Regions from separate parts of the Mus musculus genome. Here region 2 is linked to region 1. The links are chromatin loops, found by intact Hi-C in ENCODE. Cell type or tissue: heart. All regions are shown on one strand.

Evidence for each region. Hi-C counts contacts between places; a loop is a spot of excess contacts. Peaks named below come from ENCODE experiments on the same cell type or tissue, not always from the same donor. Only the 100,000 strongest peaks of a DNase experiment are listed, where the experiment ranks them.
Region 2: it touches region 1 in a loop (2.8-fold over the local background); 7 of 42 quality-filtered maps call a loop at or near these places.

What each region holds. Positions count from the first base shown.
Region 1 is chr6:144,496,992-144,499,491 of GRCm38, reverse strand. It overlaps a transcript of Sox5 not described here. Among named protein-coding and RNA genes, the nearest start is that of Sox5os3, 170 kb to the left of the region's middle. In heart, a CTCF peak has its summit at 1,118 (motif pointing right); no DNase peak of the experiment used is centred here.
Region 2 is chr6:144,814,075-144,816,574 of GRCm38, reverse strand. No RefSeq gene overlaps it. Among named protein-coding and RNA genes, the nearest start is that of Gm32069, 8.1 kb to the right of the region's middle. In heart, a CTCF peak has its summit at 1,520; no DNase peak of the experiment used is centred here.

The DNA of each region.
Region 1 (2,500 bases):
AAACACACACAACAAAAAAAGCAATTTTGCTAAGGCCAAACAAATATTTTCCAATTTTCTGGCAGAAACAGTTTGTGGGCATCTGGGCGTGCATCTATGAAATGCTTGTTTGTGTTTTTGAGAAATCCAGAGTGTTCTTAGGGTCAGGAATGAAAGCTTGACCATAAGCCTAGACTTGAAAGCCTGTTTATGACCCTTTTGCCAAATAGCCATCTTGTAGGTAACAGCAGGGACAGGGATATTTGAAGGCAAGGACCACTGTGAGGGAAGATGCCTGGCCCTAGTAAGATAAAACCATATTCATGCCTAGAGGAAATATCCAAGAAGAAAAGCATGCTCCCTCCCGGAATGACTTCATCTGGAAGGTTCCACACACTCCACTCTGATCTTCACTTTCATTGACGAGGACACCATCACATGACCAAACCAAGCTGCAGGGGAAGAGGGAAGGGGGCTCTTGCTGTGGAAGACGGATCTGGGAGAGTTCTCATGGGCCTGACTACGAGAATAGATCTCAGGGCCTACCTGTCACGATCTTAGATTTCACATTTAAGAATCTGGAACTTAAGGAAATCATGTAAATAGCAGATGACATTTATATAAATATCTTCGTTTTCATAGGTTGGTGATGGGAAGAATTTGGAATTAAATGAACTCTTCAAGAATAGAACAATGGTTAGATAAATTTTTGAGTGTATTTATATGGTAAGAAATTATACAACAGATAAAGAAGTTATGAGTAATGTTTTCAATCACGTGAAAATATTCATAATATTATGTTTATTGAAACAAGCCTGAGTCACACTGTGGGTGCCTTGTATACACTAATTCTCACAGACACATAGACACACAGACACACACGCGCACACTCTTCAAGCATTTAAAAATTAATATAACCTAGCTGAAAGTAAATATATCAGTTATAATTGGCGGTGTCTCATTAATCTTGAGTTTTAGTTCCAATCATAATTTATAACATCACATTTGTTTTTGGTTATTAATTATATGCATATATTGTACTTGTGTGTGGATGTGTTTATGTTCTTAGTTATTAATTCTGTGTATGAAGCATATTGCATGTACATACGTTTATGTGTGTGCTATGCCCATAGAGGCCAGCAGAGGGCACCGATCTCCCTGGAGCAGGAGTTCCTGGTGGTTGTGGGCCGCCTAATCTGGGTGCTGGAAAACAAATTTAGATCCTTTGCAAGAGCAGCAAATGCCTTTAGCCACCGAACTATCTCTCCAGCCCCTTATAAACATTTTTAATATGTGTGATTTAATTTTGAATTTGAGAAATTTAAATGTTAATCAGCTACCAATGTTTTCCTGTGTTTGTTTCTATCTGCTTGCGAAAGCACTGCACGTATCTTTGGTTCTTCAGCTGCTTCTCACAAGCATAGTTAGGGTAATTTTTCCTTCTCAGTAGAATCAATACGTCCACTTAGAAATCTTGGACTCGTCGCACCCTGGTAGCCTCTTCAGGGCCGTTTGAGCTGCTGTGCATTAGACAGGCACCCACAGGCTCCTGGTGTCTATGTCTATGGCAAAGACAAAAGGCAAAGCTTTGAAGAGTCACTTTGCTGTGTCTACCTGAAACTGATGCTCATCTGGACGTCATAGATACTGCACACACACATAGCCCCGTACCCACATACAGACACGCATACACACAATTTAAAAGCTTAAATCTATCTTTTAAAAGTTTGTGAACTGTGATAGATGCAGAAACTTCCTAAGATTAATGATTCTCAGACATGTTTTTCTACGTATACGTGAAAGAGGTTATGTATTACAGTTTGCGGTGAGGAATGCTTTTCTGAAGTAAATATTCTTTTTTTTAATTAAGTTTTAAATTAATCATTCCATTCGTTTACATCTCCAATAATACCTCCCTTCCTGGTTACCCCTCCACCGCAACCCCATCCCATCCACCCTCTCCCCCCTCCCCTTTGCCTCTATGAGGGTGCTCCCTACCCACCCACCGATTCTTGCCCCACTTCTCCAGCATTCCTCTAAGCTGGGGCATCAAACCTCCACAGGCCCAAGGGCTTCCCCTCCCATTGATGTCAGACAAGGCCATCCTCTGCTACATATGTAACTGGAGCCATGGATCCCTCCCTGTACACTCCTTGGATGATGGTCTAGTCCCTGGAAGCACTGGGTGGTCCAGCCAGTTGACATTGTTCTTCCTCTGGGGTTGCATCCCCTCTGCTCCCTCGGTCCTTCTGCCAGCTCCCCCACCGGGGTCTCCGAGCTCAGTCTGATGGTTGGAACCAAGCACCCACATCTGCATTGTTCAGGTGCTGGCAGAGCTTCCCAGGGAGCAGCCACACCAGGTTCCTGTCAGCAAGTGCCTCTTGGCAACAGCAGCGATGTCAGGGTTTATTCTTTAAGCACTGTCTTACCTTAGGAACGGCGATGAGGAACTGTGGGAAATTCTTCCTAGCGGGGTTTCCTTGCAAGGCCGAGTTAACTGTAAGATTCCATGCGGGAGATG
Region 2 (2,500 bases), 320 kb before region 1:
GAAAAGCCCTCATTTTATGAGACACCTCAGGATATGTGTGGGTGTATATATATATATATTTCCACCATAGGAATGGGTTGAATTAGGTTGAGTTGGTTTTGGTTGGGTTGGGTTGTTAAGAACAGATTTCATCCTGTAATTTGGGCTTACTTCATACTTGCTATGTCCAGGCCATCTTGAAGTCACAGAATTCTCCTGCTTTAGCCTCCTTACTGGGATTATATATACAACACCTATCTATCTATCTATCTATCTATCTATCTATCTATCTATCTATCTATCTATCTTCTCTCTCTCTCTCTCTCTCTCTCTCTCTCACACACACACACACACACACACACACACACACACACACAGAGAGAGAGAGAGAGAGAGAGAGAGAGAGAGAGAGAGAGAGAGAGATTTCTCCTGTTTTTCTTTATTTCAAAATATAGTTAAACACATGTAATCAGACATAAATAATTCTGGGAATGAAGTCAGGTGTTCTGCAAAAGCAGTGCACCTTCTTAGTTCTCATGCCACCCTCAGTCCCTCAAATATATTTACATGGGTCAATCAAACCTCACCCGATGAAGGTGAAGATATCAAGGGCTATCCAGAGCCATCTCCAGCATCCTTTAACTTGTTTGTCAGCAATATGGCACTGAGGACTCCAGCACCTCCTTACTGAGAAGTAGAGTAGACAAGATAATGAAGGACAGACAGTCATGGGATGCTGGCAAGGAGAACTTGGCTTTTAAAGCTCAAAGAGAGAAAGTAAAACTAGTTTATACTGGAGTGGGTGTTTGTTTATTCTACTTATCGGAAGTTAGAGCCGACCGTCATGCCCAGTGAGTGACCTTAAATCTCCATAGTTGAGTAGAAGTTAATGGACCATTTGCTGATAAATGTTTCCCAGAGAATAAGCCAGCTCCCCAGTTGGTGTGTGCGTGTGTGTGTGTGTGTGTGTGTGTGTGTGTGTGTGTGTGACATATTTTATGTTATCTAACTAAAAATAAATCTTTCTTTCGTAGGAAACTGTAAACAATGCCTCTAAACAACTCTTTATATAAATGAAAAGTCTAGAAGCTAATGGCTAGTTCATTTAATTCAACAACAAAATATATTTTAGCATACCTAATGATTACAAATTTCTAGTATAGAAAGTGGGAGTGTGATGTCTCTCTATTTTGCGTGCGGGTGCACGAGCATGGACACACACACACACACACACACACACACACACACACACAGGAACAATTGGGGTTGGTATCCACACACTGCTTCCCAGTATTTTCACTGTGAAGCAGGAAGTCTGTTCAGGATTATTTCCATTATTGCACTGTGTTAACATCCAAGTTCTGTTCTACATCTTAATAGAACAAACATGTGGGACACAGTCCTCACTCTGAGACAATATGTTCTAAGTGAGAGCAGCGATGGGAGGAAATTAACCCATCAGCCGCTTAAGAGAGCCTGAAGGCTGTGGGAAACCCAGTGGGCCTTTCAAGCTCCTGGCTTTCACCCGTTTTCCCTTTATCCACTAGAGGGGGTGATGCACCTCCATCATAAAGGCCGTGGAATTATCCAGAGGGAGTGGATTTAAACACACACGGTGCCTTTGTTTATTTTGAAACCAGGTTAATTAAATAACAGAATGCAGCGGATGCCAAAATCATCATTGAAAATCACTTTGAAAATATCGGTGACACAAAGACAAGTGTTTATTGTTCTTAAGCTACAGTTGTGAGAAGATGAGTAATTTTGTTTTAGCGGGGAGAGGATAATTTACATAAAGTCAACCTCTTTACAGCCATTCCATAAAGAACTGTGCACTTTTTTATGTGATTAATTTCAGTTTATTAAAGTTGATGATAAGTTGTCTGATTTGTTCAGTGAAGAGACAAATTGTCCCCTTATCTCCTTAAAGATCCATTTAAGATATCATGGGAGAATTAAGTAGATTTATAGTTGTGTATAATAGGTATCATACATAAATGATTATGTATAATATGACACGGTTGGGTAGTGATACAAGCTATGAGACTCTTGAAGTTGCTACCACATGTACAGAACCATTTTCATACATACAGAAGTGTACCTGTTCCTCTTTATCAGAGTATAAATTTCAACAAATTCCAAATCAATGAGACAATCATTTTCCTTTTCAACCTTTCCCCAAAAAAGCTTGAATTTCAGAATAGCCAATCACATTGTGCTTGTTAGAAGATGATCATAATAATTGGTTAGAAATAGCCAGCTGAAATATTAATGACACTTCATAATTGTAATTAACTATTAGGTCGATTCTTTTGGATATTTCTATGAATAAAAAGAAGCCAGATCAAAACTCAGAACAATTTTTCAGTAGAAGAGAAGAGATTGTAACTTTTAAAGAGAAAGTCTGTAGTACCCGCTGTACCACATCATCCAGATTTTTGTTTTTCTACAGTCAAATGCAACCCCCTTGAATGGTTGCCACAGAGGCTTGGCAGGGTGAGTAAGCACTGGGCATTCGGTT